Regions from separate parts of the Homo sapiens genome. Here region 2 is linked to region 1. Evidence: read pairs that join two places in POLR2A ChIA-PET (ENCODE). Cell type or tissue: OCI-LY7. All regions are shown on one strand. Links, peaks and the distances in the headings refer to the core of each region. The heading gives the core; the rest is flanking DNA. Region 1 overlaps ST6GAL1 (ST6 beta-galactoside alpha-2,6-sialyltransferase 1). Region 2 has its middle 51 kb from the start of RPL39L.

Evidence for each region. ChIA-PET counts read pairs that join two places held together with the same protein. Peaks named below come from ENCODE experiments on the same cell type or tissue, not always from the same donor. Only the 100,000 strongest peaks of a DNase experiment are listed, where the experiment ranks them.
Region 2: POLR2A ChIA-PET joins it to region 1 with 12 read pairs; 6 of 35 experiments call an interaction of 5 or more read pairs at or near these places.

The regions. Positions count from the first base shown.
Region 1 is chr3:187,009,410-187,021,728 of GRCh38, forward strand. The region is part of intron 2 of ST6GAL1 (ST6 beta-galactoside alpha-2,6-sialyltransferase 1); the gene reads left to right. Among named protein-coding and RNA genes, the nearest start is that of ST6GAL1, 85 kb to the left of the region's middle. RefSeq lists enhancers at 3,333-3,452, 6,424-6,473, 6,504-6,633 and a promoter at 11,993-12,319. In OCI-LY7, for the core only: no CTCF peak of the experiment used is centred there; DNase peaks (open chromatin) are centred at 2,742, 3,542, 6,742, 7,282 and 1 weaker place; H3K4me3 peaks cover 6,521 bases; H3K27ac peaks cover 8,000 bases.
Region 2 is chr3:187,082,771-187,095,089 of GRCh38, forward strand. No RefSeq gene overlaps it. Among named protein-coding and RNA genes, the nearest start is that of RPL39L, 51 kb to the right of the region's middle. In OCI-LY7, for the core only: no CTCF peak of the experiment used is centred there; a DNase peak (open chromatin) is centred at 6,133; H3K4me3 peaks cover 426 bases; H3K27ac peaks cover 567 bases.

The DNA.
Region 1 (12,319 bases), core at 1,962-9,961:
TAACGGATACATGGTGGTTCATTATTGCTACTTTCTATAGTTTTCTATGAGTGCAATTTTTTATTTTAAAACTTTATCTGAGTGTGGTGGTGTGTGCCTGTAGTCCTAGCTACTTGGGAGGCTGAGGAGGGAGGATGGCCTGAGCCCAGGAGCTCAAGGCTGCAGTGAGCTATCACTGTGCCACTGTCCTCCAGCCTGGGTGACAGAGTGAGACCCGGTCTCTAAAAATAAGTAAGTGAATAAATGTTTTAAAAGTAAAAACTGTAAGAAATGTTTATGAATTTATTTTTAATTGTTCAATCGTGACCCATTGTGGCTGGGCATGGTGACTCACGGCTATAATCCCAGCACTTTGGTAGGCTGAGGCGGGTGGATCATGAGGTCAGGAGTTCAAGACCACCCTGGCCAAGATGCTGAAACCCCGTCTCTACTAAAAAATACAATAATTAGCCAGGCGTGGTGGTGGGCACCTGTAATCCCAGCTACTCAGGAGGCCGAGGCAGGAGAATCGCTTGAACCCGGGAGTCGGAGGTTGCGGTGAGCCGAGATCACGCCACTGCACTCCAGCCTGGGCAACAGAGCGAGACTCCATCTAAAAAAAGAAAAAATTATAACCCTTTGTGTGGACATTTCATAACATATTTAACTTGTCCTCTTTAAAGGAAGAGGACAAGTTAAATTGTCCTCTTGGGAATTGAGGTTATTTCAGGTTATTCATGGGCTGACATAAAACTGCAGTCTTTGCTTCTCTGAATACTTCTTTTTTTGAGATGGAATTACTGGGTTAAAAGAGAATGGTCATTTTTAATGCTTTGATATATTTAATCAAATTGTCCTTCAGAGAAGACGTTCCATGTTATTTTTCCATGAGTTACTTAAAAGTGACCTTGTCAGCTCTATTGTAATTTTTTAGTCTATTAATTTGGTGGGGGAAAGTGTATGTTATTATTTTAATTGAATTTCTTTTATTTCCAGTGACATTGAATCCCCAGCCTGTCACTGAATTGGTTCCCACCCGTTTAGGGAGGAGGCAGAGACAAGAGTAGAAGAAAAATGATTTATTTATTTTTTGAGATGGAGTTGTCCAGGCTGGAGTGCAGTGGTGGTGTAATGCCCAACCTTGTTTTTACTAACCCTGTTTTTAGACTCTCCCTTTTCCTTTAATCACCTAGCCTTGTTTCCACCTGAATTGACTCTCCCTTAGCTAAGAGAGCCAGACAGACTCCATCTTGGCTCTTTCACTGGCAGCCCCTTCCTCAGGGACTTAACTTGTGCAAGCTGACTCCCAGCACATCCAAGAATGCAGTTAACTGATAAGATACTGTGGCGAGCAATATCTGCAATTCCCAGGAATTAGTCTGATTGATAACGCCCAAAGCCCCGCGTCTATCACCTTGTAATAGTCTTAAAGCCCCTGCACCTGGAACTGTTTACTTTCCTGTAACCATTCATCCTTTTAACTTTTTTACCTATTTTATTTCTGTAAAATTGTTTTAACTAGACCCCCCTCCCCTTTCTAAACCAAAGTATAAAAGAAAATCTAGCCCCTTCTTCGGGGCCGAGAGAACTTTGAGCGTTAGCTGTCTCTTGGCCGCCGGCTAAATAAACAGACTCTTAATTCGTCTCAAAGTGTGGCGTTTTCTCTAACTTGGTCAAGTACAACAGTGTGACCTCTGCTTCCCAGGTTCAAGTGATTCGCTTGCCTCAGCCTCCTGAGTAGCTGGGATTACAGGCATATGCCACCATGCCCGGCAAATTTTTGTATTTTTAGTAGGGATAGGGTTTCACCATGTTGGCCAGGCCGGTCTCGAACTACTGACCTCAAGTGATCCGCCCACTTCGGCCTCCCAAAGTGCTGGGATTACAGGCGTGAGCCACCGTGCCCGGAGAAAAAGGATTTATTTTCTCTTCCTCGTTCTTCACTTTGAAGATGAGAGGCAAACACAGACAGATCCCAGATTCAAATCCTGGCTCTACAACTTACTAGTTACTGATTTTGTACCTTTATTTTTCTGACCCTCAGATTTTTTACTGAAGAAATCAGTGCAATCATGAACTGTGAAGTAATAGACATTTATAGAGAAAATGCCTGGGGTGCAATGGTCATTCTGAAAATGGTAGCTTTTGTTGTCCTTGGGAAGCTGAGGCTCAGGATGTGAAACAACCTCCTGCTCTTTTTCAGAGGCGGCAAGGAGCTCAGAGCTGGGTTCCTTCACACAGGGAAGGCCCCTTGCAGGAACTGCTGCTGGTATCTGCGTCATTAATTCTTTACCTTTTATTCTTCCAGGCTCCTGTAACCATTTATCCTTTTAACTTTTTTACCTATTTTATTTCTGTAAAATTTTATTTCTGTATCTTCCATGCCCTGCTGGGCATGAAGGCAGCTATCACAGGCCAGGAAATTCATGTTAGGGAATTGGGTCATCTTAGGGAACTAATTCAAATTGCTAATGGTATTTATTTGATTCAGTGGAAATGCACCTTGCAGTACTTGATTCGGAGGACTGGGTTGAATTTCGGGAGGGTTTGTTTGACATTGTCTCATCTTACTCTCTGGAGCAGGATTCAGACCTGGAACGCTCTCTTTCCAGGGCAACCTAGCCAAGCTATGGTCTCTGCCTCAATTTATTGCCCTTTCCCCAGGACTCACATCTTCCTCCCCACTCACTGTTTGCCCAGGCTCCGGTCATCTATGTTAGTCGTGCTCTTGCTACACATCTGCCACCTCTTTCAGAAGGTTGAGAGCAGCCAAAACAGAAACGGGAACTGTGGCTCTCAATAAACTGTCTGCTCGCAGACCAAGAGAGAAGCGGGAGTGCTTTGTCTGTATTTACTGCATTTTTTTTCATTTTTTTTTTCTTTTTTTGAGACAGGGTCCTGCTCTGTCTCCCAGGCTGGAGTGCAGTGGCACGATCTCGGCTCACTGCAAGCTCCGCCCCCCAGGTTCAAGTGATTCTCCTGCCTCAGCCTCCTGAGTAGCTGGGATAACAGGCGTGCGCCACCATACCCAGCTCATTTTTATATTTCCAGTACAGACGGGGTTTCAATATTGGTCAGGCTGGTCTTGAACTCCTGACCTTGTGATCCATCCACCTCAGCCTCCCAAAGTGCTGGGATTACAGGCAAGAGCCACCTCGCCCAGCTGCACTTTTTAAGGTTATTTGAACACCAAGCAATTAGTGCTTCTGGGCCCAGGCTAACAGATGAGGCCAGAAAACCCCACCACACTCTCTCAGTCCTGAGCAAGGGTGCTGCTGATCGGGCACAGAGCCATTTCTCCTGAAATCAAGACTGGGTGCCAGGCCGTAGGGCTGCCAGCCTGCCTGTGATTTCTCTCTGGGACCATCTCAGTGATTTCCTGTTTTCTTCCCCTGAGCACATTCAGTGCAAGAGGTCTAAGCATGAGGGTGGGAGGTGCGGTGAGTTTGGCCTGTTTTCCAAATGGAGGGGAAATCCAGGGAAGTCAGCAGGCTTCACTGTGAGTCGTCGGGTCTACCAGCGTTTCCTATGTCAGGCCGTGAGCACCTGCTCTGTGGAAATGAAAGCAAATCTTCTCCACCAGGCAGGGGCTGCAGAGGGCTGGCAGGGGTGAGGTGGAAGGGCTCAGGGAGAATTTAACAATGTTGTGTTTTCATCTTGATGATCACACAAAAATGATTCTGTACCAGTCACGAAGACTTCAATTCATAATGGAGGAGACCTTTAGCGTCTTAAGTGTTTCTTGAACACTGTTTCTTTTTCCTCTTTAAAATGGGAGCTGACTTAATCTGTAAGCCTTATTTCTTATGGCTCTATAGAAGTGATGAAATAACAGCACTGTCTGGAGAGACTTAAAATAACAAACATTTCCTCTGCACAGTTTAAAGCCTTCTCCCATCTATTACTTCCCCTGTGCTTTCCCATAACTCTGTGAAATAGGGACTATTAAGCCCTTTTTTCACATGAGGAAACAGAGACTCAGAGAAGATAAGTGACTTTTCTGAGGACACACAGTGATTTGGTTGGAGAGCTGGAGGACCTCACATCTGTGCCCTGGTTTCAGGCTTTTTCTATTAGTTCAGTCTTCACAGTGACACACCCTTGACCCTGCCTCCCACGAGGGTCCCACGTTCCTATTCTCTTTGCTGTGGAGCAGTGTTTGAAATAGCTAACACTAAAAGTGGCAACTATTGTTTTGTTTTGTTTTTGTTTTTGAGACAGGGTCACCCTCTGTCACCCAGGCTGGAGTGCAGTGATGCAATCTCAGCTCACTGCGACTTCCACCTCCTGGGTTCAAGCTATTCTCGTGCCTCAGCCTCCTGAGTAGCTGGGATTACAGATGTGCGCCACCACGCCTGACTAATTTTTGTATTTTTAGTAGAGACGGGGTTTGACCATGTTGGCCAGGCTGGTCTCTGACTCCCGACCTCAGGTGATCCTCCCACCTTGGCCTCCCAACGTGCTGGGATTACAGGCATGAGCCACCGCACCCGGCCGCAAATACTGGTTTTGTTGAGATGAACATCAAGGTCTCGTGTTTAGCCAAAGATAAATACTGATTCATGACACTCCGGAAAATTTCATCTCATCCTTGAAAATGAAGACTTTTCACACCCAACAGCGGTCAAGCCGGGCCTCAGCCTTCTGACCCTCCTCCCCTGCTTCCTGGCAGGTACAGGTTTGCCAGCTCTCATTTATTAAGCACCTGGCATGTGCCAGGCACTGCACAATCCTTACTTCTAACCCTCACTGCAGTCCTGTGAAGTAGGTGCTTTTGCACACATTTTACAGATGAGGAAACTGAGACCCCGACTGTCATGTAATTTGCCTAAAATTGCATGCTGATTAATAATAAAGCCGGGATCCAAATCTAGATTTGTCTGACTCCAAGTCTTGGTGCAAATGAAATTCAGCACCATTCCTCCAAACTGAGCCTTGTCTGAGGGTCTTTTGCCTTCTCAGTCTTGGTCTTTGGTCCCCTTTAGTTTTTTCTGGGCCCACCGTTTTGAGCTCCCAGTTACCAGCCTCTTGATTGAATTGATTGACCTGGATGGATGTGGTCAAAACAGGCAACTTCACAGCTCTGCCTTTCCCAGGCCAGCACTGGGGTGAGGTGTGGGGAGGGCAGGCAGCCCAGGGGCAGCTCTGTTCCTTCTTTGGGCCTGCTTCTTACATCTCCATCCTCCTAAGTCCACATTCTGTGCTTGGTCAGCATGCAGGAGTTGGGACTGTTTTGAGGACTTGCTTATGGGTTGTGGGGAGGGAAGGGCACTGGCATGATTGCAATACATTCCTGGGCAAGACATCTGGCCTCTCCCATTTGCGGTTCCTTCATCTATAAAATGTTAACACAGTGTGTCAAAATGTTGATGTTCTCGAGTGACTTTTCCTGAGATCTTTGCCAATTCTCAAATCAACATCCTTATGGTCATTGTTGCCAGGATCTCATTTATTGTGTACAGTAGCCTAAGAGGAGGCATTTTGTTCTTGCTTGACACATGACAAAATCACACACATGCCACCAGAGCACATAATTCCCCCTTACACCGTAAATACAATCAAGCACACCTGAAAATCTAAGTGATTTCTTCCTTATTGATTCCACGAATAAAAGGCAGTAGGGATTTCTAAATTTGTTAAAGGAAATTCATCACTGAGTGTAAATTCTCCCTAACATGGACTAGCAATTTTGTTTCTCTGGGAGCCATAATTCACAAGCCAACAGGTATTTCTGTCACTTCCTAATACATGGAGGGTACAGCATCCCCTGCACACTGGGTTCCAGCCTGAGTGTGAACTCTCTTGCGTACGAAGGGACTGGCCCCTGTGTGCTTCTTACTGCACGCACTTCATAATTACTCCTTAGCAGACTTAGGCTGTTTCATGTCTAGGACCTTCGGAGTTATTCTCAAAAGTAAAAATCCCAAATGTTGATTCTGTAAATACCAAGGGTCAACTATAATATTAGCAATGATCCAGGGCTGCTGGAGGATTCAATGAGATAAAATGCTAAGTGTCCAGCATCCTAAGTGTGCTCTGGGCTTGGGACCTTGCACATTCACTGAAAATCACTGAAATTCCAGGGTTAGGTGGGCATGGCTTTGGCTGAAAGAGTCACAGGTCAAACAAGATGATCATCTTAGTACAGGCATTAAGAGTGCAGTCTTTCCTGGGTGCAGCAGCTCACGCCTGTAATCCCAGCACTTTGGGAGGCCGAGGTGGGTGGACTGGTTGAGCCCAGGGGGTTCAAGACCAGCCTGGGCAATGTGATGAAACCTGTTTCTACAAAAAATTACAAAAATTAGATGGGTGTCGTGGTGTGTGCCTGGAGTCCCAGCTACTTGGGAGGCTGAGGTGGGAGGATTGGTGGAGGCTGGGAGGTCGAGGCTGCAGTGAGCTGTGATTGAGCCACTGCATTCCAGCCTGGGTGACACAGTGACAACTTGTCTCAGGAAAAAAAAATAAAAATAAATAAAAGAGTACAGTCTTGGATTCAGACAGTTCTGGGTTCAAACCTTGGCCCTGCCATTTACTAGCAGAAGTCCTTTAACTTCTTTGAGATTCAGGTTTCTTATCTGTGAGATGGAAAGGATAACACGGTACCGGCTTTGGAGGACTGTGGTGAGATTGAATGAGCTGTCGGATGTCCAGACCTGGCACAGTGCCTGGCACGTGGGAACCCCCTAGGAGGCAATCACAGTCACTTTTCATCCTTCCTTTCTTTCTGTACAGAGCCGCAGACCCAGCAGGTGCTTCATGCTTGTTGATGATTTCAGTTCCTGTCTAAAACCATTTTCTTGTTTACAAAATAACCATCTTCCACCCCAACACACACCACAAGCCCCCGCGGTGGATGCCAGCCAGACATTCTATTCATCAAGCGCCACTTGCCTATCCTGTGCTTGGCAGTGCTAAAAAGGAGACAGAGAAGGGATATAATCTTATTTTTCTGACTGGAAAAATAAGTTTCCCACACGCAGCACCTGGAGAAGAGTGCGGGAGTGCAGGAGAGTGTGTGTGCATGTCAGGAGTGTGAGTGGAAGTCGACACTGGTGGAGGACTCCTCACTGCAGGATCTGAGAAGCTTCCTCCAGGGACATGGGCTGGATCTGGGGCTGCCTTTGGGGACCTAAAGTGAAGGGAAAGAGTAATGCGGGAGGCAGTTCGAGGTTGAGATGAACCATTGAGTGATGACTTCTGTGGATCTGTCCCCCAAAGAAAAATGTCCAAACGTTGGTCAACATGCTCCATTAAGCACCCAGAAAGTGCAGATATAAAATGTTCTTCAGGTGTGGTAAGGAGGAAGCAAATGTGAAAACCCCCAGAGAACCAGCCCCTGCCTCCCAGGAGGCAATGATGTGGGCCAAGAGCAGAAGTTGAGTTCTGGCCTTGGCCTGGGATTGCTCAGAGGGTAGCAGCCCCTTTGCCCAAGAGATTGAGCTGCAGCCGTGTTGCTGCCTCTTCATTTGGTGACCAAAGACAAGACAAGATCACCACGTGGGGAGGAGACAGAAGTGAAAGGCCCACCTCAATGCAAGGGTGATTAGCTCTTTCTCCAGCAGTACTGACTCACTTTGGCCTACTAATCAATGTGAATTCTTCATAACAGGCGATCCCCTTTGAGTCCAGGAGGACAGAGTTGATGACAGTGTAGCCTGAAATTCCTGGGGCCCTGGATTGAAGCTGTGGCCCTGCCATTTCCTCAGTAACTCTGAGCTGTTATTGGGCAACAGACTTCCTAGGTTGTGGAGGAGGCTGGGTTAACTGGGGACTTTAAATGCTTGAGCCGTGTGTTGACTCATTAACTATGTCTACCCTAGGCTGAACTGGTGTTGCCCTTCCCTTCCCAGGAAAGGCCTGGCCTCTCCCATTCTGCCCAAGGAAACCCTCTGTGAACTTTTACATTCTTCCAAACTATTCTGATGTTTATTGGTCTGGATCCATTACATCAGAAGCTACTGAGGGTAATATCAGGCATCTATATTTTAAAAATGCTTCCTAGGTGATATTAATGCCCAGGTAAGATAGAGCAACAATGTTCTAAGTGGTTCCCTTCACCTACACCACTCACCTTCATGGCTGTGAGATTAGGGGTGGGAGGGCAGGGGAGGGTTACACCAAGGGCCTTGAAGCTCTCAGGACAGACTTGAACAACCTTTTTCTCCTCCATGTTCCCTTCCCCTTTTTCTTTGTAGGGGGTCCATTTGGCCTTGGACGGGTTCTAGCAATGACGTCAGTTTGTTAAGACGAGCGAGGTAAACAGTTGTTGCCTTGGTGACTTTAAGGAGAGGTAGTTGCACTTCAGTGATTCTGGCAATTAGAAAATGTCAAGGAACACTGGCTCAGACTTCCTCCTGCCCAGATTGATAACACGAAAACCACGACGGACATGGTTGGAAAGAACGGCCGCCTGGCGCGATCCCCAGCCCTGGAATTCCTGGAGGACATGATATTTAAGAAGACATTAGTAGACATTGTCCTCACTAAAGACAGAGTTAAAGTGGAGTTTGAATAATCAGACCCACGTTAGTAGGATTTCAGAGGAAATCCTTATCTTCGGTATTTCAGTAGAAATCGTTCCTGTTTTGTTGCCATTTGGTTCTCCTTTGCAACTTAGCATGTGAGAATTCCGGGCAGCCTGATTCCTTGCCCATCTTTGACAGCTCTGCTGCTGTGTCCCGGGGGAGGCAGGTTTCCAACATAACTGCTACTCTGCCTTTGCCTGGTGAGTGCTGAGATGGAGAGGCAGGCTGGTATCTGTTTGATCTGATACTCCAGAAAAATCGTAATTTTACATTGTTTTTTTCCTGATTTCTAAACACATGAAACCAGATTCTTCTGGAGAAACATAGAGTGCCTTAATTTTGCCTAGTTAGGGGCTGTTGGGGGTGGTTTTTCTAAGCACCCTTCTGTGTCTAGCCAACCAGTAGAACCTGATTTTTGGGAGGTGAATTAGCCAGGGTTCTCTAGAGGGACAAAACTAATAGGATAGATGTATTTATAAAGGGGAGTTTATTAAGGAGTATTGACTCACACGGTCATGGAACTATGTGAGGTCCCACATAGTCCATCTGCAGGTTGAGGAGCAGGAAAGCCAGTCCGAGTCCCACAGCTGAAGAACTTGGAGTCTGATGTTCGAGGGCAGGAAGCATCCAGCACAGGAGAAAGATGTAGGCTGGAAGGCTAAGGAAGTCTAGTCTATTCACATTCTTCTGCCTGCTTTTTATTCTGGCTACAATGGCAGCAGATTAGATGGTGCCCACCCAGATTAAGGGTGGGTCTGCCTTCCCCAGCCCACTGACTCAAATGTTAATCTCCTTTGGCAACACCCTCACAGACACGCCCAGGATCAATACTTTGCATCCTTCAATCCAATCAAGTTGACACTCCGTATTAGCCATCACAGGGGCATGCTAAGCAAGAATTGTGTCTATGGCTGTAATCACAAAGTTACGATTATTGGAGTAAGCTCCACAAACCAGAGTCCCTTGTCCAGGGCCTCCAGAGATCCACCAGACACTTGAGTATCTCGAAAAGCCAGATGGGAGAAGCACGTTCACCACGGCAAACCTGCGCAGCCAAGAAAATCAAGTTTCTTTGTTTTATGCTAAACTTTTATCAACTGACTGTGGTAGTCGTGGCAATCTCATGCCATTCAGAACCTCTGATTGGCAACAGTATCTTTGTTCATTTGATAACAAATAACTCAAATTTTAAATTAAAGTTAGTCGACAACATCTTTCAAAATCTTGGAATCGTGTCGGGGGAAACAAAATACAAGAGATATGATTTGATGTGAAAGAATTTAGGACCTCTTGGCTTTGATTAAATTAGGGTGTGCTTCTGTTGTTTCACTGGGATTGTGAAATGTTGGGATGAGGAGATATGAAAAATCTATAGCTGAATATTCTGTTGATGGTTTTAAACCATAGAAATAAATATTCAGGAAGTCTCTATTGAGTAGCTCTATAGGGTAATGCTAGCTGCTAGAGCAAATAAACTCACGTCTTAACCATCTTGGCCCAGAAGTGATGTATGTTATTTTTGCTCACATTTCTTTGCCAATAACTAGTAAAATGATCCCATCTATATGCTGTGTGTGTTTGTGTGTGTGTAAAATGCAATCCCTCTCTGGACAGTAATTTACAGCAATAACTATATGGCAGAAGGAGCAAACTTCTTGTGGGGCAGCCAGCTATCCCTGATATGAGGAAAGAGAAAGAAGGGTCAGCATTAAGTGGCAGCTCAGGTGGCACACATTAAGAATCCAAGCTCTTAGAGAAATGGGAGTCCTTCATGGGAGAGGGTTTCTGGCAGCCAGGACACATGGAGCCCCTCTCGGAGGCACTATGCCACCCTCTGGGGGCAACAGGGTGTCAAGCACTCTAAGTCTAAGAACAGAAAGTTTGGGTTCTAAGGTCCAGATGAGGGTGAGGTTTGTGCACTAAAGATTAAGGAGATGAAGATCAGGGCAGAGTAAATAGGTGTCACCAGAAGGTCAATACAGTGATTAGCAACTGTAGTTGGTGTGATAAAGCAGAGAGGCTCGCAGTAGCCCTTGGAAGGGCCTGAGTAGAGGGACATAGGATGAAGAGCACTACCAGTTTGTTGGTTAGAATAATCTGGTCAGCCGGGCATGGTGGCTTATGCCTGTAATCCCAGCACTTTGACAGGCTGAGGCGGGTGGATCACGAGGTCAGGAATTCAAGACCAGCCTGGCCAAGATGGTGAAACCACGTCTCTACTAAAAATACAAAAATTAGCCGGGCGTGGTGGCGGGTGCCTGTAATCCCAGCTACTCGGGAGGCTGAGGCAGAGAATTGCTTGAACCTGGGAGGTGGAGGTTGCAGTGAGCCGAGATTGCACTGCTTCACTCCAGCCTGGTAACAGAGCGAGACTCTGTCTCAAAAACAAACAAACAAACAAAAAACAAAACACACCGTGGTTTCACCATTTACAGTGACATCTTGAGCAAATGACTTAAACTCTCTGAGTTTCAATTTCTTTATTTAAAAAAGAGGATTGTTAATACCCCACCCCACAGGGTGGTGGTAAGAATTAAATTTGGTAACATCTATAAGACCTGCTGTTCATTACAGTTGATTCTTAAGGCAGCATCCGGTGATGCCTTTGAAACATACATCGGCAAAGTCTTAATCAGATGAAAGCCAAAACCCCTACACCTGTGTAAGGCGCCACATTATCTGGCTGCCCCTGTGTAGGTATTTTGCTGTTCCCTCTACTTGCAACCCTCTTTTCTCAGAAATCTGCATGGTAGCCTCCTTCATCTCTGTTAACAGAAAAACCAAATTCTGTAAAATATTTTCAAGAAGTTTATCCTGAGGCAATATGAGTTACTGTAGCTTAGAGAAAACACAAACCCAAGAAGCCTTGAGTGAGTGGCCCTGAGGCAGTTGGGCCATAGTCTGGTTTTATACATTTTAGGGAGACAGGCATTACAGGCAAGGATATCTGGAAATCAGTACATGGAAGGTAACTGGTAGTTCTGTCCAAAAAATGTGAGACATCTCAAAGTGGGGGAGGGTGCGGTGTTAGGATATATGTATTGGTGGTTTTTTTTTTTGTTTTTTTTTGAGATGGAGTCTCGCTCTGTCACCCAGGCTGGAGTGCAATGGCGTGATCTCTGCCCACTGAGCCTCTGCCTCCTGGGTTCAAGTGATTCTCCTGCCTCAGCCTCCTGAGTAGCTGGGATTACAGGAGCATGCCACCACGCCCGGCTAATTTTTGTATTTTTAGTAGAGATGGGATTTCACCATGTTGGCCAGGATGGTCTCGATCTCCTGACCTCGTGATCCACCTGCCTTGGCCTCCCAAAGTGCTGGGAATACAGGCGTGAGCCATCATGCCTGGACTATGTGTTGGTTTCCATGCATGTTTCCTGGCGCATAGCCCCATAGCCCTTGCTACAGTCTTGCTAGAATGCTGGGCTTTTTAGACTTCAGGGACAGGCCCTAAGAAACAGTCTCTCTCCTGCCGTCCTTTCACCTGCCCCAAGGCAAGGTTTTTATGTTTTCTGGCCTGACTGTGGGCCTTACAACCCTCCCATGAGGCCAGGCATAGTGGTTCATGCCTGTAATCCCAGCACTTTGGGAGGCCGAGGTGGGTGGATCACCTGAAGTCAGGAGTTCGAGACCAGCCTGACCAACATGGTGAAACCCCGTCTCTACTAAAAATAGAAAAATTAGCCGGGTGTGATGGTGGGCGCCTGTAATCCCAGCTACTCGGGAGGCTGAGGCAGGAAGAATTGCTTGAACCCGGGAGGCAGAGGTTGCAGTGAATCAAGATCATGCTACTGCACTCCAACCTGGGCGACAGAGCG
Region 2 (12,319 bases), core at 1,501-9,500, 73 kb after region 1:
TCCTTAAAATGTCCATCATACCAGGGCTGGGCCCTTGGAAACTCAAAAGCCTAGGATGATCTTCTATTTTTGCCTTTGACTGAAGTTCCCCTTTCTCTGAAGCAGAGAAGGCCAAACATCTGCTAGCAAAGCAAAAGTTTGAAATTGGATTCTTGTTAGGCAAAACATAAATTATTCTATGTAGTTATGTAGATTGGTCCCAAAGGCCCAGGCCTTGGAAGAAGTCTGTCTGCTTGAAAGGACCACCAAGCAAAGTCAACTAAGATTGAGCACCATGTGTTCTGAGAAGCTTTCCCTGATTCTGCAGCCCCTCCCCGCTAATAAAGCTTTGGTAGGTGCCCCTGTGCTTCCCTTTTCCATTCTGTGGTTGTCTCCGCATACGTTGCATTACAGTAAAGTAATGTGTTGAGCCTCCTTGGGACAGGGCTTTGGTCTGATTTGTCTTTAGTGTCTTTGGAAGATGAAGATGGGCCGGGTGCGGTGACTCATGCCTGTAATGCCAAGGAGGGAGGATGGCTTGAGGCCGGGAGTTCAAGACTAGCCTGGGCAACATTGGGAAACCCTGTCTCTACAAAAAATAAAAAAAGGGTTGGGTGTGGTGATGCCCTCCTGTGGTCCCGATACTTAGGAGGCTGAGGTGGGAGGATTACTTGAGCCTGAGATGTCGAGGCTGCAGTGAGCTATGATGGCACCACTCACTGCAGCCTGGGTGATATAGCAAGACTCTGTCTAAAAAAAAAAAAAAAAAAAGATGTTGATGATTGATTGGTTGAAAGTTTGTTAAACTAACAGGAAGATACAGTATTCTAGAAACACAATACTAACCAATTTCCTTGGGTTCTGTTATTGTCAGATAAACTTCTTAATTGTGCCAACGTTGTGACTTCAAAAACTGTACATTTCACATTGAAAAGAAAAAATCAACAGAGAACATTTCATCCCTAGGTGTTTCATGTCCTGTGCTAAGCGGGCCGGTGAGAAGCCCAAGGTAATATGCATCAATAAACCCACTTTGTTTCTAAAGCAAATGCTCTTGCTTTCTCAGAACACATCACCTCAGCCTTCCAGAGGAATAAAATAATGGTAAGTTTAATAAAATAATTAAATAACCAAATCCTTACTGATGGGGTCTTAGTGGTCAGAGAGTATTCCACATTTCTGTTATAATATCATAGCTTCACAGACCCTTTGTAGATTCTTGTGTCACAGACAATAGTCATTTACTCTAGGAAGCTTATCCTGTGAAATTCTATTTTCTCTTATTTATTTCCTTTTTTTTTTGTATTTTTTTGTTTTTTTGTTTTTTTTTTGAGACAGGGTTTCACTCTGTCACCCAGGCTGCAATGCAGTGGTGCAAACTCGGTTCACTGCAACCTCCACCTCCTGGGCTCAAGCCATCCTCCCACCTCAGCCTCTCAAGTAGCTGATATTACAGATATGCACCACCATGCCCGGCTACTTTTTTGTATTTTTGATAGAGAAAATACATTTTTGCTATGTTTCCCAGGCTGGTCTTGAATTCCTGAGCTCAGATGATCCACCCGCTTCAGCTTCCTAAAGTGCTGGGATTACAGGCTTGAGGCACCACACCCAGCATATTTCTTTAAACGTATAAAAGGGACTTTCAGTGAGAAAGAAAAATACATCCGGAGGATGTGCCATATTTTCCTTTTATTTTAATTACAAAATTACTTCATGTTTATTGTGGGAAAACATAGTAGTATAGATAAAAGGAAAATAAAAACACACTTTGTTACATTTCTTTCTAGACCAAAATTTGCTATGTCTCTCTTAAGAGTGAATTAAAAGAGCTTCCTGTCATTTATTTATCTTTTACAACTTCCTCTGCATAGTGGAGGTGGCACAACAAAGCCCGAAACATTCCTAGAATTTCATTTCCAGGCAGCTTAAACTAGGAAATTAGTGTCGGGGGTGTGCCAATTCTTTTCTGCACTAAAAAAAAATTTTAACAGTGTGTATGATTGGCACAAAATAAACTGCACAATTTGATAAATTTTGGCTTATGTATACAACTGTGAAACCATCACCACAATCAAAATGTAAACATATCACCCATTAAGGTTGTTTCTTCATTCCCCTGTAACCCCTTCCTTCCATCCCTCCCTGCTCCTCCCTATTCCCAGGAACTTTCTGTTTTCTGCACTACAGATTAGTTTGCATTTTTCAGAATTGTATATAAATGCAACCATACAGTATGGACCCTGTATCTATGTCAGTCAGGGTTCAACAAAAGAGAGTAGGGTGGGGGTAAAATATATGTATCAATCTGCTACAGGAAATTGGCTTTATGCAACTGTGGCAGCTGGTCAAGGAGTCTCTTTAAGGCTGTTTCCATGTCTGATGCTAGAGCTGGAAGTCTACTGGGCAAAAAGTCAAGACGATCACAAGTGGGCTGGCATGGGGAAGCATGAGCTGGAGCCTCACAAGGACAGGCTGAAACTCTTGTCCATTCTTGTTGCCTCTGATGTTGGTGATGAGGGTATCCTGCAGAAGCCAGGGCGCTTTGTCACAGAACTAAACACATACATGGTCCCAAAGTCAGAAAAACTGGTGAATCCAAGGGTAGGTAGTAGAGCAACTGTAGGCCCAGATGCTGCTTCAAAGTAGCTGCTGCCTTTTTCCCACCGTCTAAAGTCCCTTGTTGCTAACTCTGATAGGAAACATACAGGAAGTAGAATTCTTGGACAGTTTAGACTGGCCAAGTACAACATTACAAATCCATCACTTAAATCACAGACTTTTTTTTTTTTTTTTTTTCAGACAGGATCCGGCTCTGTTGCTCAGGATGGAGTGCAGTGGTGCAATCTCAGTTCGCTGCAACCTCCACCTCCTGGGCTCAAGAAATCCTCCCACCTCAGCCTCCTGAGTAGCTGGGATGACAGGTGCACACCACTCTGCCCGGATACTTTTTGTATTTTTTGTAGAGACAAGGGTCTCATTATGTTGCCCAGGCTGGATGACAGGTGCACACCACTATGCCCGGATACTTTTTGTATTTTTTGTAGAGACAAGGGTCTCATTATGTTGCCCAGGCTGGTCCTGAACTCCTGAGCTGAAGCAATCCACCTGCCTCGGCCTCTCAAAGTGCTAGGATTTCAGGCATGAGCCATTGTGCCGGCCCACATACTCTTTTTTTTTTTTTTTGTCCAGCTTCTTTTACTCAGCATAATGTTTTGAGATTCATCCATACTGTAGTGTATATTAATAGCTTATTCCTCTTATTGCTGAGTAGTATTCCACTTTGTGGATATACCATATTTGTATAACAGTTATCTTTGTTGTTGAACATTTGGATTGTTTTCTAGTTTGGGGATATTATAAATAAAGTTGCTATGACCATTTGTATACAAGTCTTTTATTTCTGCTGGGTGACTTGTAGGAGTGAAATGGTTGAGTCATATTATAGGCATTTAGTTAATTTTTAAAGAAACTGCCATATTGTTTCCTAAAGTGGTTGTACTATTTTAAATTTCCACCGGCAGTGCATAAAAATTTTAATTCTGCCACATTATGGCTAACCTTAGTTTAAGTCTTTTTAATTTTAGACATCATAATCGGTGTGTTATCTTATTTTGGTTTTAATTTGCATTTCCCTAATGGCATATAATGTTCATCATCTTTTCATGTGCTTATTTCCTATCCATTTTCTTTGATGAAGAATCTTTTCAAATAATTTGTCCATCTCTTAATGGACAATGATTGTTTATTGTTATATTATTGAGTTTTTAAGAATTTATATATTTATGTATAAATTTATATAAATTATTTATATATTATATTTATATATTCTAGATACAAGTCTTTTATCAGGACTTGTGATTTGTAAACATTTTCTCTCAATCTGTGGTCTGTTTTTTTCATTCTCTTAAAAATGCCTCTAAAAAACAAATTTTAAATTTTGATGAAGTCCAATTTATCTTCTATTGATCATGTTTTTGGTGTCATAACTAAGATGTTTTGGCCTAACCCCAAGGTTATAAAGATTTCTTTTAAAAGTGTTACAGTTTTAGTTACATTTAGGTCTATGATCCTAATTTTTTTTGTATTGGTGCAATGTATGGAAGAAAGTTGGGGTTTTTGCACATGGATATTCAATTGTTCCAGTACAACATGTTGAAAAGAATATGCTGCCTCCACTGAATAGCTTTTGCACTTTTGTAAAAAAAAAAAAAAAAAAAAAAAAAATCAATTGACCGTATATGTGTGGATTTACTTCTGGACTTTGCTCTGTTCCATTGGTCTATTTGCCTATCTGGATGCTAGTTACACACTGTTATGATTATTGTAGCTTTAAATTTCTTTAAATTTTTTTTGGTGGGGGGTATAGCCGGGCACGGTAGTACATGCCTGTAGCTCCAGGTACTTGGGAGGCTGAGGCAGGAGGATCACTTGAGCCCAGGAAGTTCAAGGATATCTTGAGCAACATAGCAAAACCCTGTATCAAAGAACAACAACAACAACAAAAATTGGGAGGGTGAGGGTATCTTTGGTCCTTTTACATTTCCACGTAAGTTTTAGAAATAGCTTGCCAGCATCTACAAAAAAAAGCCTGCTAGATTTTGACTGAGATTGCATTAAATCTATGGATCAATTCAGGAAAAATTGACATCTTAACAATAGTAAGTCTTCTAGTTCGTGAGTGCAGTATATTTCTGCACTTATTTAGGTTTTCTTTAATTTCTCTCAGAAATGCTTTGTAGATTCTAGTTTATGAGTCTTGCACATCTTTTGTCAGATTTATCCCCCTAAGTATTTCATATTTTTGATGCTGCTGTAAATGTTTGTTTTTAATTTCAATGTCTGAATGTTTGTAGCTAGTATATAGACATACAGTTGACTTTTGTATCTTGATTTTGTGTTTAGTGATCTTGCTAAATTTAGTTCTAGGGGCTTTTTTTGTAAATTCTTTGGTTTTTTCTTTTTTTTTTTTAAATAGGTAGTCATTTCATCTGCAAAAAAAGACAGTTTCTTCTTGCATTGTTTCTGGTGAAAAATCTGCTGCCATCCTTTTCTTTGTTCCTCTGTATGTAATGTGTCTTTTTTTTTTTTTTTTTTTGAGACGGAGTCTCGCTCTTTCGCCAGGCTGGAGTGCAGTGGCACGATCTCACCTCACTGCAACCTCCGCCTCCCGGGTTCAGGTGATTCTCCTGCCTCAGCCTCCCGAGTAGCTGGGACCACAGGCACCCGCCACCACGTGCGGCTACCGTAATGTGTCTTTTTAAAAATTTACTTTTACTTATATTATTTTTAATTGACAAATCATAATTGTATTACATGTATGGAATACAATATGATGTATACACATACACATACATGTGGAGTGATTAAGTCAAGCTAATTAACATATTCACCACCTCAATTATTTGACATTTTTTGTGGCAATACATTTGAAATTTACTTTCTTAGTTATTTTGAAATATACAACATATTATTGAATATAGCCAGCCTGGTGTCCAATAGATCTCAAATCTTGTTCCTGCCGTCTAGCTGAAACTTCATACCCTTTGACCAGTAGTAACTCCCCATTCTCTCACTCCCCTGACTCCAGTATCTGGTAACCATCCTTCTATTTTCTACTTTTGTGAATTCAGCATTCTTAAGATTTCACATATAAGTGAGATCATGTGGTATTTATCTTTCTGTGCTTGGCTTATTTCACTTAGCATAATGTTCTTTAGATGCATCCACGTTGTCCCAAATGACAAAATTCCATTCTTTTTAAAGGCTGAATAGCATCATTCTATTGTGTATATATGCATTTTCTTTATCCATTCATCTATTGATGGACACTTAGATTGATTTCCTCTCTTGGGTATTGTAAATAATTCTGTAATAAACATGGGAATGCAGATATCCCTTTGACTACTGATTTCAATTCCTTTGGACATATTCCCAGAAGTGGGATTGCTGGATTATATGGCAGTTTTATTTTTAGTTTTTTGAGGAACTTCCATACTTTTTTCCATAATGGCTGTACCAACTTACATTTACATCAGCAGTGTACAAATGTTCTCTTTTCTCCACATTTTCACCAATGCTTGTTTCATCTTTTTGATAAAAGCCATTCTAACAGGTGTGTGGTGATATCTCCTTGTGGTTTTAATTTGCATTTTCCTGATGAGTGGTAATGCTGAGTATTTTCTTGTAAACCTGCTGGCCATCTGTATGCCTTTTTTTGAGAAGTATCTGCTGAAGTCTTTTGCCCATGGATTATTTGTTTTCCTGCTATTGAGTTGTTTGAGTTCATTATATATTTTGAGTATTAACCCCTTATCAAATGTACGGTTTCCAAATACTTTTTCTCATTCTGTGTGGGCTGTCTCTTCTAAACTTGGCAGATTGTTTCTTTGGCTGTGCAGAAGCTTTTAAGTTTGATGCAATCTCATTTGTCTATTTTTGGTTTTGTTGCCTGAGCTTTCAGGGTCATATAAAAAAAAATCTTTGCCCAGACCAATGTTAAGGAGTTTTTCCCTGTGTTTTGTTCTAGTAGTTTTATAGTTTCAGATCTTACATTTGAGCCTTCAGTGCATTTTGAGTTGATTTTTGTGCTTGGTGTAAGGTAAAGGTCTAATTTCATTCTTCTGCATGTGGATAACCAGATTTCCCAATGCCATTTATTGAATAGACTTTCCTTTCCTCATTGTGTGCCTGGCACCTTTTCCAAAAATCAATTGACCATAAATAGGTGGGTTTATTTCTGGGCTTTCTACCTGTTCCATTGGTTGATGAGTCTGTTTTCATGCCAGAACCATGCTGTTTTGACCACAATTGCCTTATAGTATATTTTGAAGTGTGGTACTATGATGCCTCCAGCTTCATTCTTTTTACTCAGGATTGTTTCAGCTTCTCATGGTCTTTTGTAGTTCCATACACATTTAAGAATTATCTTTTCTATTTTTGTGACAAATGGCATTAGAATTTTAATAGGGATTTTATTGAAGATATAGATTTCTTTGAGTGGTGTGGACATTTTAACAATATTAATTCTTCTAATCTATGAACATGAGATATCTTTCCACTTATTGGTGTTTTCCTCAATTTCTTTCATCAGTGTTTTATAGTTTTTAGTATACAAGTCTTTTACCTCCTTAGTTAAATTTATACCCGGGTATTGCTGTGGCTCCTCTCGTTAATTCTTTCCAGGTAATGCATTATTGGTGTATAAAAAATTACTGATGTTTGTATGTTGGATTTGTATACCGCAACTTTGCTGAATTTGTTGATCAGTTCTAACAGTTTTTTTGTGAATTTTTTTGGGTGGATTTTCTATGTATAAGATTATGTCATCAATGAGGAGAGACAGTTTCACTTCTTCCTTTCCTATTAGGATGCCTTTTATTTTATTTTATTTTATTTTATTTTTTTTTGAGACGGAGTCTTGCTGTGTTGCCCAGACTGGAGTGCAGTGGTGCAATCTCGGCTCACTGCAACCTCCGCCTCCCGGGTTCACACCATTCTCCTGCCTCAGCCTCCCGAGTAGCTGGGACTACAGGCGCCCGCCACCATGCCCGGCTAATTTTTTGTACTTTTAGTAGAGATGGGGTTTCACCGTGTTAACCAGGATGGTCTTGATCTCCTGACCTCGTGATCTGCCCACCTCAGCCTCCCAAAGTGCTGGGATTACAGGGGGGAGTCACCGCACCCGACCTTGTTTCTTTCTCTTGCCTAATTGCTCTAGCTAGGACTTCCAATACTATGTTGAATAGAAGTCGTGAGAATGAGAATACTTGTTTTCCAGTTCTTGGAGGAAACGCTCTCAGCTTTTTACTGCTGAGTATGTTAGCTATGTGTCTGTCATACATTGCTTTTATTATGTTGAGGTACATTCTCTTTATAACTATTCTGTTGAGAGTTTTTATTACAAAAGGGTGTTGAATTTTGTGAAATTCTTTTTCTGCCTCTGTTGAGATGACCATATGGTTTTTATTCTTTATTTTGTTAGTGTAATGAGTCACATTGATTGATTTTCATATTTTAACCACCTTGCATCTCAGGGATAAATCCCATTTAATCATGGCAAATGATTCCTTCAATGCATTGTTGAATTTGTTTTGCTAATATTTTGCTAAAGATTCTTGTATATATGTTCATCAGGAATATTGGCCTGTAAATTTTTCTTTTGTAGTGTTCTTGTCTGATTTGGGTATCAAGGAAATGCTTGTCTCATAAAATCAGTTTGGAAGTATTCCCTCTTCCTTGATTTTGTGGAATAGTTTGAGAAAATTTGGTATTAGTTATTCTTCAGTTATTGGTAGGATTCAGCTGTGAAGCTATTAGGTTCTGAGCCTTTCTTTGATTTCTTGCTTATTTTATCTCCTTATTTTTTACTGGTCTCTTCAGATTTTCTATTTCTTCATGATTCAGTTTTAGTAGGTAGAATGTGTCTAGGAACTTATCTGTTTATCTAGATTGTCCAATTTTTTTGGCATATAATTATTCCAAGTAATTTGTCGCGATCTTTTGTATTTCTGTGTTATCAATTGCCTCCACTTTCATTTCTAATTTTATTTGAGTCACTCTATTTTTTCACTTAATCTAAGTAAGGGTTTATCATTTTTATCTATCTTTTCAAAAAACAAATACTTAGTTTTATCTATTTTTTCTATTACTTTGCTAGTCTCTATTTCATTTATTTTTTTCTCTTTCTGCTCTTGTTATTTCTCTCTTTCTGCTAACGTTGTTCTTTTTCTAGTTCCTTGAGGTGTAATATTAGGTTGTTTATTTGAGATCTTTCTTTTTCTGATATAAGTATTTATTGCTATAAAATTTCATCTTAGGACTGCTTCTGCTGCATGCTGTAAGTTTTGATATGATATATTTTCATTTTTGTCTCAAGGTACATTTTTCGTTCCTTTTTTATTTCTTTTGTGACTCTGGTCTTGTAATCAGGCAAGGGAGAGAAATAAAAGGCATCGAATAGGTAAGGAAGAAGTGAAATTTTCTCTCTTCACTGATGACATAATCTTATAAACACATAAAAATCATAAAAATTCCACAAAATTTCCACATACTAATTTCCACATTTGTGAATTTTCCAATATTTCCCGAGATTTCTCTTGTTATTGATTTCCAGTTTCATGGCATTGTGATTGGAAAAGATACTTGCTATGATTTGAATCGCCTTAAATTTGATAAGATTTGTTTTGTGGCCTAACGTGGTCCTGGAGAATGTTCCATTGAGAAGAAAGTGTATTCTGTTTCTGTTGGATGCAATGTTCTGCATATGTCTGTTAGGTACATTTGTTCTAAAGTGTAATTCAAGTCCAGTGTTTCCTCGTTGATTTTCTAACTAGATGGTCTGTTATAAAAAATGAATACCCGTACTATTATTGCATTGCAGTCTACCTCCTCTTTGAAATCACTTAATAATTGCTTTATGTATTTAGGTGCTTTGATGTTGGATGAATATATTTACAATTGTTATGTCCTCTTGATGAATTGACTCCTTTATCATTATATAATGGCCTTTTTGATCTCTTTTGATAGGTTTTGAATTACAGTCTATTTTTCCTTATATAAGTATAGCTAACCCTGCTCTCTTTTGGTTTCCATATGCATGGAATATCTTTTTCAGTCCCTTCATGTACAGTCTATGTGTGTCCTAGTGAGGTGAGTCTCCTGTAGACAGCATATGATTGAATATTGGTATTTTGTTTGTTTGTTTGATTTGAGACAGAGTTTTGCTCTGTTGCCCAGGCTGGAGTAAAGTAGTGCAATCTCAGCTCACTGCAGCCTTGACCTCCTGGGCTCAAGCAATCCTCCCACCTCAGCCTTCCAAGTAGCTGGGACTACAGGCATTCACCACCATGTCTAGCTAATTTTGTTTATTTTTTGTAGAAATGAGATCTCACCATGTTGCCCAGGCTGGTCTTGAACCCTTGGGCTCAAGTGATCCTCCTGCCTTGGCCTCCCAAAGTGTTGAGATTATAGACATGAGCCACCATGCCTGGCCTGAATATTGTTTTTATGCATTCAGCCACTCAATGTCTTTTGATTGGAAAATTAAATTTATTTACATTCAAAGTAATTAGTGACAGGTAAAGGACTTGCTACTGCCATTTTGTAATTTGTTTTCTGGTTGTTTTATAGATTCTCTGTTTCTTTCTTCCTCTCTTGCTGTCTCCTTTTGTGGTTTAAAGGTTTTCAGTGGTGGTCTGTTTTTAATTCTTTATTTTTATATTTTATGCATCTATTATAGTTTTTTGCTTTATGGTTACCATAAAACTTATATAAAACATCTTAAACTTAAAACAGGCTATTTTAAACTGATAACAATTATAATTGCAAGCAAAAGCTCTACACTTTACTCCTTCTCCCTACCTTTTGTGCTTTTGATGTCAAAATTTTCCTTTTCTTATAATTTGTATCCCTTAACAATCTATTGTAGCTACAATTTTTAGTAGTTTTATTTTAGCCCTCATAGTAGAGATAAAATTGCTTTACACATAACCTTTATTTACATTTTTGGTGTATTCTGAATATGACTACGTATTTCTTCTACCATTAAGTTTTTTATTTTATATGTTGTGTATTATTAGTTAGTAGTCTTTTGTTTCCACTTAAAGAACTCCCTTTAGAGGCAGAGGTTGCAGTCAGCTGAGATTGTGCCACTGCACTCCAGCCCGGGTGATGGAGCAAGACTCTGTCTCAGAAAAAAAAAAAAAAAAAAAAAAAAAAAGAACTCCCTTTAGCAATCCCTGTAGAGTGGGCCTAGTGGTGATGGTAAACTCCCTTAGCTTTCATTTGGAAAATTTTATTTCTCCCTTATTCTGAAGGACAGCTTTGCTGGGTAAAGTATTCTTGATTGGCAGTTGTCTATTATCCTTCAGCACTTTGAATGTATCATCCCACTGTCTCCTAGACTACAAGGTTTCTACTTAGAAATTCACTGATAGCTATATTGAGACTCTGTTCAGTATGATATGCCTCTTATTTCTTGCTGCTTTCAGTATTCTTTCTTTGTCTTTAATTTTTGATAATTTGAATGTGATGTGTCTTGGTGAACTTGTCTTTGAGTTAAATTTGAAAAGTGATCTCTAAGCTTCCTGTACCTGGATATTGTCATCTTTTCCTAGATTTGGGAAATTTTCAGCCATTATTATCTTAAATAAATTTTCTGGTTCTTTTTCTTTTTCTTTTCCCTAGGGAACTCCTATTATGCGTAGATCTGTTTTCTTGATAATGTCCCATAATTACCATAGGCCTTTTCCATTGTTTTTCTTTCTTTTTTTTCTTTTCATTCCTCTGACTAATTTAAATGTCCTGTATTCAGGTTCACTGATTCTTCTTCTGCTGGTCAAGACCTGCTATTGACACTTTCTATTAATTTCAGAAATTTAGTTATTGTATTCTTTAGCTTTATAATTTCTATTTGGGTTTTTTATTGTTTATATTTTTGTCAAACTTCACATTTAGTACATGAATTGTTTCCCAGAATTTCATTCAATTTTTCATCTGTATTTTCTTGTGGTTCTCTGAACTTCTGAATTCTTTATCAGTCATGTCATAAATCTCCACTTCTTCAGAGTCCACTATTAGAACTTTATTAGTTGCATTTCCCTCATTTTTTTTTTTTTTTTTTTTTTTTTAGATGGAGTCTCACTCTGTCGCCCAGGCTGGAGTGCGGTGGCATGATCTCAGCTCACTGCTACCTCTGCCTCCCAGGTTCAAGCAATTCTCCTGCCTCAGCCTCCCAAGTAGCTGGGATTACAGGCACGCACCACCATGCCCGGCTAATTTTTGTATTTTTAGTAGAGATGGAGTTTCACCATGTTGGCCAGGCTGGTCTTGAACTCCTGACCTCAGGTAATCCACCTGCCTTGGCCTCCCAAAGTGCTGGGATTACAGGCATGAGCCACTGCGCCCAGACTTCCCTCATTTTTGTAATCCTTGTGTCTTTGCATTGGTACCTACACATTTGAAGAAACACTTTCCAGTCTTTGCTGGTATTCTTTGGCTGTGCAGATCTTCACTATTTAGTATAGCCTAGGATTCTAGTTGGGCCAGTAGGTGGTGACAGGTAGACCTTGCATGTTCTCTAGTTGGGCTGGGCTGTTAACTGTGTTCTGGCGTCAAGCAAAACTTCTGGCTGTAATAGCAATCACTATAGTCTGACTCTCAGGAGGTCTTCCTCTTAGGAAAAGGGGGAGAGTACCACATCACGGGAACACCGTGTGGGACAAAATAATCTGGGTGACAGGCCTTGAGTCCCAGATCATTCCTGTGGGAAAGTTTCTTTCAGCAGAGACACAATTGCAGTACTGGACTCAGCAGGGGACATCTGTGTCTCTATCCAACA